Linked DNA regions of Mus musculus: region 1 is linked to region 2. A link is a contact called in ENCODE Hi-C or POLR2A ChIA-PET data. All regions are on one chromosome and are shown on one strand. The core of a region is the stretch at or near the end of the contact, and the rest is flanking DNA. Distances in the headings are between cores, read along the strand shown.

Region 1 (6,161 bases), core at 1,785-4,284, 95 kb after region 2:
CAAGAGAGAAAAGGACCACTCACAGAGAGTGAGATTCAGTAGAACCTATGGACAGGACAGAGTGGGGTGCCCTTTGTCTCCTAGTGGATGGATCATCAGAGGCCACAAAGAGGTAGCTCTTGTAGTAGCAGAGGAGCCTTCTGGGGGTCATCCTGGCAGAGCAACATAGGGCACAGCCTGGGTAAAGGTATGTAGACCTTAGCAGGGAGGTGTGCTGTTGGTTCAGTAAACCCTCATCTTGGGGATGGGACCAGACAAGGCTGGAGAGGTCTGCAAAGGATGGGGGATGTGGGATGTGGGGTGTGGGGTGTGGGATGGGAAATGGGGGACAGGTGATGGAGGACAGAGGATGGAGGACTGAGGAGGAGGATAGAGGATGAAGGAGGAAGACAGAAGAATGAGGAGGGAAAAGGGAGAAGAGAGGAAGGAGGAGGGAGGAATGAGGAGAGAACTCCAGGGCCAAGTCAGTTTAGGATGGAATCTGCTGAAAGGTCACGGTGAACAGCCTGGAATGTCAGCTTATGTCTGGGAAGATTCTTGGCCTCTGTGGGCTATGTGTAGAACCAGTCCTGGGGTGTATAGGGTTGGTTCCATAGACCCTGCACCCCAAGCCTCTGTCCTCTCAGAGTCTCTGGCATCACTGGCTCACTCCTGAACCAGCTATGAGCACCTGCTACTAAGTGAAGACCAGGTCACTGGGTCATCTTGATCCAGTCCCCGTAAAAGAGCTCCCCTGTTTTCTGCTTAGGGACTCTTAGGTGAGTACCTTTCCTTCTGGAAGTGTTAGCTTCCTCACCCACACCGAGTTCCACCTGCTTTAAGGACCACAGTGAGGCTCAAGAATGGCCCAGCAAGTGACAGTCCTTTGGGTTGTGCCCAAACCTTGCTTGTGCAAGAGTGGTGTCTGTCCCCATTTTCCTATGTTCCCCAATAGTTCCTGGCTGAGTCAGACCCTCACACACTTTGCCACCTTGCTCAGAGCTCCGGGGACTCCACCCTCCCTATACCCTAGAAGATGTTCCAGGTCACGTTCTAGGGCTCACTCATCTCTATTTTGTGCACAAGAGATATCTCTAAGCCTGCTGATGCCATGTCCCCAGCACTAATGCTACCCATGACCCAGATGGCCCCACTCTGGAGGACTTGGCCTAGGTCACAGCTGCCATTTTTTTTCTCTGACCTTCTTCCTGCAGGTCAAGGTCCTGGCACAGGCTCAAGCAAAGGTCTCCAGTCCACAGAGCTCTTTCTCTACACATGCAGCTCTGGGTACGAATGAATACATGTTATCAGTGTGGTAGGCAGGGGCCATATAAAGGTTGATTCATGAGGCTGAGACCTTCGTGGGGTTCAGGTGCAGTCTGGTGGGGGAGACAGACACAATGTGGTGACCTTAGGTGTTAGTCACACAGAGAGCCATCCAGGGAGAGGCAACAGGGTTGGTGTGATGTGGTGTGGTGTGGTGGCAGCGGTGGGAGAGGGTAGAGCATTGCTACGGAAACGTGGAGTGCCAGGGGAGGGTTGTGAGAATAAGACTTGCTGGCTGACCTCAAGGGACCCTAAGGAGCTTCAGCGGGATGGCTGCAGGGCCCGAGGAAGGAAAGGCCCTCCGGGTGGCTCTGAGGTATCTAGGGCACAGGGTGCTAGCTACCTCCATGGGGAAGCCTCAGGTACAAGGCTCAGGTCTGCTATTCTTCATGACCCTAGGCGTGTTCCTTCCTTCTGAGACTCCCATTTCATCCCTTCATCTACATAAAGTAGCCGCTACGGCACAACAGAGTACCTGCACTCTGCACAGGCTAAACTCTGTCTTTTCTTTCTTTCTTTTCCTGGTTGCTTATGGTCCCTGATTTGGCTGAGGGTCCTAGTTTCTTCGTCTGAGAACCCAGGAACTGCTTCTCTGTGTTTGTGGCTATATGGGCTGTGGCAAGCTGATGCACCCTTTAGTCGGCATCTTGGAAAAGCATGGCACCAGCCTCCTTGGATTCCCAAGACATCCCTGGCTGCCCAAGGGCCTTTGAGGATTGCACCTCTGTGTGGATTCCCTTGTCCTTGGCCACTTCCCTGCCTCCTCCATGCCTCCCGCTGGTCACCCTGTCATATCACCAGACGGATGCTTGCCAGGGCCTGTGAAGAAGTTCCTGAAGAAGTTCCTTTCTGGGCTGTCAGATGGCTCAGTGGGTAAGAGCACCTGACTGCTCTTCTGAAGGTCCAGAGTTCAAATCCCAGCAACCACAGGTGGCTCACAACCATCTGTAACAAAATCTGACTCCCTCTTCTGGAGTGTCTGACAGTGTACTTACATATAATAAATAAATAAATTTAAAAAAAGAATTAAAAAAAAGAAGTTCCTTTCTTCCTTTATTATTGACTGTTTTCCCACCATCACTTGAACACTCCAAAAGACTCCTCTTGTGTGCTGCATACTGGCCCTGGAAAAGAACCTGTGTGGGCTGGAGAGATGGCTCAATAGTTAACAGCATTGACTGCTCTTCCAGAGGTCCTAAGTTCAATTCCCAGCAACCACATGGTGGCTCACAACCATCTGTAACCAGATCTGATGCCCTCTTCTGGAGTGTCTGAAGACAGCTACCATGTACTCATATATAAAATATAAAAATAAAGTAAAATTGTTTAAAAAAGAAAAGAACCTGTGAACTGTTCCTGTAATTCACACAAAGAGGAAGAAAAGCAGGAAGAGGGTGGAGAAAGTGAGAGAGCCCTGGATGCAGAGGGCTGTGGAGAGCCAGGCAGGGCGGCGGGAGGAGGGGTCTCCAGGGTAAGGCTCCCTCTGCTTCTTCCCACAGGGCTGGCCCGCAGCCTTGCTAGGAGCAAGGGCCTATGGGATTAGTGGGCAGGAAATTCTCCAGGAGCATCAACTTCTAAATCTAGTTCCTCACCACCAATGGCATGAAACTCTGTAAGGGCTTGGGGGTGTAGCTCAGGGTGGAACGGGGTGGGGTGGGGGGATTGCTAACAAAATCTATAAAGCATTTGAGAGCAAAAGTCTGTGTGCCAACAAGGGACTGATGCTGCCACCTGCTGGACACCCAAGGAAGGGGCTCTCAGGATCATTCATGGACCCTTCCCTGGGTCTGGATGCCAGTTTATTGATGCTTTGTGAGATGTACTAGGGTCTTTAAAGATGTGATGTCTTCATCAGTAACTGGGGGAGGGGGGGCTCCCGAATTTTGTAGCATACCGGGGAACTCAGGCTCAGGGGAAAGATGGGTATGGACCAGGTTGCAAGTTTTTGGGGGCAGCCAACCTCGAGTCTAATCCAGGCTCCAAAATGGGGCTAAGTGATGTCCTAGAGGAAAATGAGAGAAAATGGAGGAGGGCAGACAGCCCAGTGAGGGCCCAGCTGGCCCCATGGCGGCCCCACTCCTGGTCCTTCCCTCCCAGGTGCTTGCTGTAGGGGGCTCTGCCTTCCTAGGGGGGGGGTTCATGGACCCTGTGTCAGTCCTCCATGCCAGCTCTCCTTCAGTACCAAGCTTGGAAATTCAGTCTCATAGGGTGAAGAACCTTGACAGTGCCTTTCCAGGCATGTGGGACAGAGGACACCAGGACTCCAGCTTTGGATTCCAAGCAGTCTATTATAGAAAGGAGGCCAGACTTGAGCCAAGTTCCTACAGCCTATGTGGACACATTTGAAACCAGAGGGTCAGGCTGGAGAGTGGACCAGGAGACCTTCTATGGGGTAGAGGTGGGGAGGGGTCCCTGAAACATCTGCTGGGGTCAAGGGCATGACCTAATACTATTAGGGCATGCTTCCAATGGAAGGCACATTCCTGATGCTAGTGAGGCCTGTGCTCTCCGTTGGACTCTGCTGGTCCCCGGCTCCATGAGCTTAGGCTGTCCCTTGGCCTGCTTATCACGCCATACAATGTGGTCAATAGTATTTCTAATTTCTCTAGGCTCAGCCAAGAATCAAGATCAAATGTGCATAGAGCCTCAGGCACGTAGTAGGCCCTCCAAGCATGGGGCATGAAGGGCCCTACCAGTACTCAATAGTTGCCTCAATGCCTCTTCAAAGCTGAAAAGCAGGCCTTGTGTTGTGATGCTGCTGTATAACAAGGGAAACTGAGTCACTAGACCAGGAAGTGCCTGAGTCCAGGCTTCAGCCTGAGTCACAGCATAAATGCTGGACAAACTCCTCCTCACCACCCCTGGAAATACTTCATGCTCTGTGACTGGCTTCCTCTCCTTCCCTGCCTTGCCAGCCAGGTAGATGGTGGCAGGAGCTGAAGGAAGCGAGGGCATGCTTCACCCCAGGAGGGGCTTGGATCTTTCTTGAAGGCAAGGTTCTCCTGTGGCTCTTTCAGTGAGGAGAAGGCTCACGGTTGAGGGAGGGCTTCTCTCAGACCTGATGGGTACCCTTGCTCCATTAGCATTGCCGTTCCCTTATACACACGGGACTGAGACTTGCAACGTGTTTGCCCAGGTCCTACAGCTGTGTTGTGGCAGGACACGAGTTCACCCCTGCAGCACCCCACAGAGAAAGCTGAGTGGGCTGTCACAGGTCACCTCAGCTCCCTCAGAGCAGGCTAGCTCAGAAGCTCAGCAGGAAGCCCTTCCCATCCCATCTCTTCAGAACTGGGACAAGTTTTGACGTCAGCACATCCACATTCTTGCCCTCTAGCCCTGGGTGGGGTTGTTGATTTCCTCCCTCCAATGTTGGTATCACAAACAGGAAGCTGGGTCATGTGGGCAGGCCTGGGCTGAGGGCTCACGGGGGACAGGGTCACGCTTCCCGCCAGCTCTACATTTCTAGCAGGCGGTCTATGCTTCTGAGAGGTTGGGAGTCTCTGTTCTAATGTGACAGAGGGCCATACTGTCTCCAGAGCTACTCGGAGGGTTTCAATGACCACGCTACCTGCCTTGGTCCCCAGAGTGCTTACACTGGCCATGGTACGTAGCTTCCTGCTTCTGCTCACGGAAGAACAATAAGACCTTTGCCGATGGAGCACTGACGCAGGCTGCGGGCTTCATATGGGTCCTTGAATTCTTATCATCAGACTTTCATATCCTTTTACAGATTAGACCCCCAACACACTAACAGGTTAAGCCAATAGTTCGAGTTCCCACCACTGTGGGATTGGGTGGGGCAGGGATTTGAACCTACACAGTGTAGCCTAGAGCTAACCAGCACAGCCCCTCCCTCTTCCTCCTCAGCTCAGCCCCACTCAGGCTGTAATTCTGGAAAATGCAAACTTGATGGCACCGGTTTGGGGCTCATTTCCTCCATGGCTCCGTACTGCCCCAGGGCTTGAAAACCGTGGTCTGCGGAGTCTACGGCTTAACCTTCGCTGCCCGGCATCTACCTTGATTTCCCCCTTTAGATGCACCAAGCTAATCTGCTTTCCGAATCCAACTCCTTCACCTGCCAGGACTACCTTCTGTAGAGAGGAATCTCAGGGTATAGTGGGGTAAGCTTTGTACCTGGTCACAAAACCAGCCCCCATGAGTCTGTCTAGTCTGAAGCCTTCTATGGATACAGAGGTCCCCAGTGTTAGCTTGCACTGGGTGGTAACAGGTTCTGTCCAAACGGCAGCTTCCCAGGCCCCACCCTGGAGGGGAGGGGTTTGGTCTGAGTACCTGTATGTTGACCTTTTGGCGTGAACCTGAGCATCCTCCAGTCCTTCCCAGCCCTTCCGGCTGCCTGATAAACTCAAGTTGCCATGGAAACAGAAATGCTTATATGGGGTTTTTAACCATAGGGCTCTGTTCATCCAAGGCCACCAGCCCCGACCTTCTGCAGCAGCTTGACTTGTTAAGAACCTTGGAATCTTTCCACTCACAAGTGTATTTCCCAAATCCCAGAGAGGGCTGATACAGAACAGAGGCTCACATGGCTGTCTGCACATTGGAGCATGAACTGTGTGGCCCATCTAGGCCCTAGACTCTGTCAAGTATAGACGCTGCTGCTGCTGCTGCTGTTGCTGCTGTGGCAGTGGAGGCTGCTGCTGCCTGGCGACCACTCTTGGAGAATCACTGGTATGAAGGAAGCCAGGTTGCAGAGTTGGTGGTCAGACAGAGGAAGTATGGGTAGAGGCCTGGAGCTCTACTGGATTCTGCTGTGGCTCAGCTTTCTTATCCTCAAATGTGAAGAACAGCAGGCTACCTACTGCTGGGGGTCATAAGGACTTCAGGGCACGGGAGGG
Region 2 (6,283 bases), core at 563-3,062:
GAAAGTTGAGCGGTGTGCTCCTTAAATATCAATGCCTTAAACTAGTCAGTAATAAGCAGGCCCTGACAAGGCTAAAGCTGGCCCCAGCTGTTTTCCTTTTTTTTTTTTTTTCATCTCACCTGCCCCCAGCCCCCAAACTTCCAACTGGAGCCCAGATCTGCCCAGCCCTTCCAGCATGCAGGCGGGGCATGCAGGCGGGGCAGAGAACTGACAAGATGAAGTAACCAGAACAGTTACTTCTTTAACAAACTCAAAATCCCTAGGACTTGCAGAACCGTGTGGGGACAGGAGGGTTGGGACCCTTTCCGGTCAGCCCTGGGAGGTTTGAGGGGGGGGCCTGGATGTGCCCACTGCCCTTCTTTCTGCATGGGCACACTGTGGTAATGGGTGTCCCTAAAACTGGCTCAAAGCCCTCTCGGTTCAAAGCTACCATGGTCTGTATGCTTTTGTCTAAGCCCAGGTATGGACCCCGGGGCTACCTCAAGCAAGCAGGAAGCTGGTTTGCCAGATAGTACCAGTGCCCAGAGTGAGCTAAAAACCACTTTGGCTGGTTAAGAGGTCTGAAACCAATGTCCTCTCTGGGCCCTGACCCCAGGTTGCCCATATGCCACCACATGATCCGAATCTTGGGCCGTTTTTAGATTGGTTGTCACTCTGTTCTGCCTCTATACACATCAGTAAGAGGGGGAGGATGAGGGGAAACTGTGACCAATGGAGGAATACCCGTTCTCTGGCTGTGGGGAGCGCTCACAGATCTCCTCAGTCACAGATGCCCTACTTCTGAGTTCCATGTGATGGAGACTGGGTCAGGGGTGCCTTACAATCCCTGTCTTTCAGGTGGTGACCTTATTTTTAGTACCAATTTGCAAGAGGTGAAACCAATATTTTGAGCATGCCCAGACACCTGCTGGGGTTAGCCAGCTGAGCGGTGAGGGGCTGCACCCTAAGCCTTTGCTTCTAACATTGAGAATCTACTAAGCAGCTGGGTAGAGAGGTACAGCCAGGCTTCTAATCCTTTTGCTCCAAAGTATCCCAACAGCCCAGAGCATCTCAGAGCGTCTTATGTCAAGGGAATGTCTGGTGGGGAGGCCCTTCCCATGCAGGCTTCCAGAAGGCCTGGCCCTATACAATGGTGTTCCAGGAGGCAAAGAACCTTCTGCAGAACCTCGAGATCCCAGCATCCTCCTCTTCCCGCACTGTCCCCATGGCTTGCGGGAACAGGCCTCCACATCTGGTAGGTAGAGGATTCTCAGGCTCTGAAGAACTAAGCTTCTCCAACTGCTGCCAGATTGAATGGGGCTGCAGCCCTCAGATCCCACCGGGCAAAGCCAGGCGCGCGGCCCCACCTGTCAGCCAGGACAGGGTCCACTAGGGAAGACTGGGGAGAAAGCCTGAGGATGCCTGAGCTCCTTTTATTTGGGATTTGGGAGGAGATTTGGTTCCCAGGTTGGGGGAGGGGAATGAAAGATGTCAGGGGCAAGCTGGGGACACCGCGCCGTGGAAAACAGAGTGCGAGGGCTTGCCAGGGCTGCACGAGGGGTGGGGGTAGGGCTCGAACCCCGAGGAAGGCCGCGGTCCCCTAGGGCCTGCCGAGGCGTGCACAGTGCACCAGGGTCGCATTTGCACGTAACGGGGGGTGGGGGGTGGTCGTCGCCGGCTGCAGAGGGCCTCGGGCCCGGGGCCTCACTCACCTCCTGAAGTCAAAGGGCATCGTGCCGCCGAGCCGGTGGGAGCGTTGCAGGCCAGGCGGGCCGCAGCGCCGCGTGGGTCCGAGCCCGCTGCCAACGCCTCCTCGGCCGCCCCGCCCCCGCCAGCCTGCCCGACACTCGCCACTCGCCTCCCGCCGCCGGGAAGTGACGCTCCACGCAGCCCATTGGGCGCCGCCACATCCACCGGCCGCCCCTTCCGCCGCCCCATTAAAGGGGCCCGAGGGCCCGCTGAATGGGAAGGCCCGAGAGTGGGATGCTACCCAAGCCCAGGTCTCCAAGACTCCCGCTTTGGTTCTTTTTGGCCTCTGATCTTTTTTCCTAGCGTAAGTGGGGCCTCAGGACAAATCGCTCTGCCTCAGGCAGTGGGTTTTGTGCTTGTAAAACAAAGCCATTGCGTTGTGAAGATCAGAGAAAAATGCTACAAATTGCGGGTCCATGCTTGGTGCTAGTTCTGGGTGAAGGTTAAAACTGGGGGATGGGCAACGCAGTCCTAGATTGAGAAAGTCCACCCACCTCCCACCCATCCCTTGCTTCTTAGGAAAAGCCATCTGGCTCCCGAGATCCACCACCACCCCTTTCTCTATCTGTATAACTGTTAATCCCACTTTTCAACTTTTCATAGGTATCAAAGGAGGTAGTTGGGGCCCTGCTTTAGTGAACAGCCTGGCATCTAGTGACAGCTTCTCCACCTGTTAGAGTTGGGCTTAGCTAGCCACTTCTATCATCTTTCTTCGGGATTGATGCCAACCAGTACTCGTTGAGCATCTACCAACCTGAAGTCAGGAACTTGCAGGGTTATCCAGAGGCTCTGAGTTTGCACGGTTAGAAATGGTAACATACCGCTGATTGCCCCTAGGAGCCTCCATTCTCAGAAACACAGAAGTACAGAGGAAAACCTCCCTCAACTTGCTGGGCTAGAGGAGGAGGCAGCTGAACTCTAAACTTTTTGTGATTGGCTGGTCTTAGTTGTCAATCTGACATACCTGGAAGAGATTGAAGAAATGGCTCCACTACATTAGCCTAAGGGCTTGTATGTGTGTAAAGTTTTCTTAGTTCCTAAGTAATGATGTAGGAAGGCCCAGCCCTCTATGGGTAGCAACATTCCTAGGATGGGATCCTGGGATCAGAAAGCTACTGCATATGAGCAGTGGAGCCCATTAGCAGCCTTCCATCCTCCACAGGTCTCTGCTTCAGTTTCTGCTTCATGGTTCTTTTTTTTTTTTTTTTTTTTTTTTTTTTTTTTTTTTTTTTTTTTTTGTTTGGTTTTTTTGAGACAGGGTTTCTCTGTATAGCTCTGGTTGTCCTGGAACTCACTTTGTAGACCAGGCTGGCCTCGAACTCAGAAATCCACCTCCCTCTGCTGGGATTAAAGGCGTGCGCCACCACGCCCGGCCCTGCTTCATGGTTCTTACCTTGAGTACCTACTTACCCAGACTTCACTCCCTGAAGGGCGTGTGGATGTATGAGCCAGATAAACCCTTTGCTCCCAGAGCTGCTTTGGTGGGAGTTTATCACAGCAGAGAAAAAGCAAACTAGGACACCCATGTAGGGGAAATCTGACTTCTGAACTTCCCTGGGTTCTGCTGCTGATGCCTTCTTCAAAGCTGCGATTTAAGACAACAACTTAAGGAGAAAAGTGGGGATCCAAGTTCAAAAGGCAGGATGGGCAGGGAGGCAGTGTCCTGACATAAAAAGCTCCTTGGTTTCCTGAAGGATAAGCGGGCAGCAAGATTCAGGGTCTGCAGTGATGGGCGATTCCACCAGGTTCTTCTCTTTCTGACAACCGGAATCCCCCTTCCATTCATTCATCCATTCATTCATTATTCATTCATTCATTCGTCATTCATTCATTCATTCATTCAACAAACACCCGCACCCCATGCTCTTATGTATGGGAAATGAGAAAGTTTTAGCCAGTCCTGGAGCCTGGGAGCAGCAGAAAGAAAAAGCATCCTGGGACCTTCTGGAACCACTGGGTACAGATAAACCCAAAACAGAAGTTGTATGGTGTGGGCAATTGATCTCATGTCTTCCCTTTTTAGAACATGATCCAGAGACTAGCTCTTGGACATCTTGGGGACTATTCTCATCTTTAGCCCAGATTCTCCTAAAGAATCTCAGATGTGCCCTTGAGCATGATCAAGGATAACAATGCCCAGCAGAGTAAATGACGATAAGACTGCCTGAGCTGGGCAGTGGTGGCGCATGCCTTTAATCCCAGCACTCCAGAGGCAGAGGCAGGCGAATTTCTGAGTTCGAGGCCAACCTGGTCTACAAAGTGAGTTCCAGAACAGCCAAGGCTATACAGAGAAACCCTGTCTTGAAAAAACAAAAAACAAAAACAAAAAGACTGACTGGTGTTGGTATCTTTTACACAGAGAGAAAAAGCTCCCAGTTTTTGGCTGGATACATAGAAACTTGCATTTCACAGCTTCCCTTGCAGCTAGGCATGTCTATGTGATCAAGTTATTGAAATGCAGGGAGAAGGTGGCTTTAGGAAGAGTTGATGTATGCTCTTTGCCCTGTGTGTCGCTTTATGCAGCTGGCTGCCTAGAATGTGGATGCCACTATCTCAAACCACCAAATGGAAACCACATGGAACAAAGCAACAAGACAGAAAGAGCCCAGGTCTTATCACTCTGCCGTTCTATGTGTTTATATAAGACTGAAATAAGCATCCATCTTATTGGAACTACTGTTGTTTTGGATTGCTGAACGCTTACACTGGAACTCAGTGGTAACACTCACGTCCAGCCCAATCACCTGACTGCTCAAATAGTGCACAGAGAATTTGCCAGTCCACTATTACCTAATGTCCTACAATTTTCCTTGGGAGAACTTAACACAACTCAGGACTGGATTAACTGGCTAGTGACTGCACCCCCAATTTGAGTGGAGGTTTCCATAGCCACCCAGAGAGTTCTATGCCCCAGTATAGGGGAATGCCAGGGCCATTGGGGACCCTCTAGTCCAATGGATGACTGTGAGCACCCACTTCTGTATTAGCCAGGTACTGGCATAGCCTCTCAGGAAACAGCTATATCAGGCTCCTGTCCACATGTATAGGAGGCACATTTCTCTCTTTCCTTTCTTTCTTTCTTTCTTTCTTTCTTTCTTTCTTTCTTTTTGGTTTGGTTTTTTTTTTTTTCTTTTTGGTTTTTTTTTTTCAGACTCAGAAATCTGCCTGCCTCTGCCTCTGCCTCTGCCTCTGCCTCTGCCTCTGCCTCTGCCTCTGCCTCTGCCTCCTCTGCCTCTGTCTCTGCCTCCTCTGCCTCTGCCTCTGCCTCTGCCTCCTCTGCCTCTGCCTCTGCCCCTGCCCCTGCCCCTGCCCCTGCCCCTGCCCCTGCCCCTGCCCCTGCCCCTGCCCCTGCCTCTGCCGCCCAAGTACTGGGATTAAAGGCATGTGCCACCACTCCCCGGCTAGGAGGCACATTTCTACAGCAGCATGGTCACATGGTCTTCTCATAGGTCGGGGAGGATGGGAGTGGACTGACCTGCATGTACCTGCAGGGACTTTTGAGGTCTGGAAGCAAAGCGAGCTGCCCATCTCCTGTTAACCAACCTAGGAGACTGTGGGAGATGGAACAGAGGAAATCAGACATGTGGCACAAGATGTGGGACTACTCTAGACCTCTTTGAACATGGCAGCAGCTAGTAACAGTTGAGTTTGGGAACTACTGATATTATGGTACTTGTGGTGGTCAGTCTCCAGTGGTCTTCATCTGCCAGTAGCCCCAGTCTCTGAATAGTCACCTCCCATAGTGAATAGGTCTAGCCTGTGTAAGTCAACAGGATATTGTCAGTGTGACTCCTGAGGCTTAGTTTATTAGATATTTTCTTCATTTACACTTTAAATGCTATCCCATTTCCCGGTTCCCCCTCTGAAAACCCCCCCATCCCCTCCCCACCCTGCTCACTAACCCACCCACTCCCACTTCCTGGCCCTGGCGTTCCCCTATACTGGGGCATAGAACCTTCACAGGACCAAGGGCCTCTCCTCCCATTGATGACCAACTAGGCCATCCTTTGCTACATATGCAGCTAGAGCCACGAGTCCCACCATGTGTTTTCTTTGGTTGGTGGTTTAGTCCCAGGGAGCTTTGGGGGTACTGGTTAGTTCATAATGTTGTTCCTCCTATAGGGCTGCAAACTCCTTCAGCTCCTTGGGTACTTCCTCTAGCTCCTTCATTGGGGACCCTCTAGTCCAATGGATGATTGTGAGCATCTACTTCTGTATTAGCCAGGTACTGGCATAGCCTCTCAGGAAACAGCTATATCAGGCTCCTGTCAGCAAGCTCTTGTTGGCATCTGCAATAGTGTCTGGGTTTGGTGGTTGTTTATGGGATGGATCCCCGGGTGGTGCAGTTTCTGGATGGTCATTCCTTCAGTCTCTGCTCCACACTTTGTCTCTGTAACTCCTTCCATGGGCATTTTGTACCCCCTTCTAAGAAGGATCAAAGTATCCACACTTTGATCTTCCTTCTTCTTGAGTTTCATGTGTTTTGCGAATTGTATCTTGGGTATTCCGAGCTTCTGGGCTCACAGGCCTCTTTTTCTGGGGAAATCCCAGTACC

The links. Hi-C counts contacts between places; a loop is a spot of excess contacts on that map. ChIA-PET counts read pairs that join two places held with the same protein, here RNA polymerase II (POLR2A).
Region 1: a loop to region 2 is called in a map of left cerebral cortex, with 2.7 times the contacts of the local background. The contact joins the enhancer-like site here to the promoter of Ergic1 in region 2. A Hi-C loop is called at or near these places in 1 of 37 maps with a recorded cell type or tissue (left cerebral cortex). POLR2A ChIA-PET finds 5 or more read pairs at or near these places in 1 of 5 experiments (embryonic stem cell).

The regions. Positions count from the first base shown.
Region 1 is chr17:26,463,714-26,469,874 of GRCm38, reverse strand. It overlaps Gm34455 (a long non-coding RNA gene), which reads left to right. Exons shown (of 3, transcript XR_876694.2): 3 at 627-2,221. Among named protein-coding and RNA genes, the nearest start is that of Gm34455, 38 kb to the left of the region's middle. Within about 2 kb of position 3,034, at least 2 of the 3 ENCODE cell types and tissues checked have a DNase peak (open chromatin) inside an H3K27ac peak, as active enhancers do.
Region 2 is chr17:26,557,041-26,563,323 of GRCm38, reverse strand. Ergic1 (endoplasmic reticulum-golgi intermediate compartment (ERGIC) 1) reads right to left here and starts at 1,812. Exons shown (of 10, transcript NM_026170.3): 1 at 1,692-1,812. The coding sequence starts at 1,711. It overlaps 1700049J03Rik (a long non-coding RNA gene), which reads left to right. Exons shown (of 4, transcript XR_001782188.2): 1 at 1-1,234.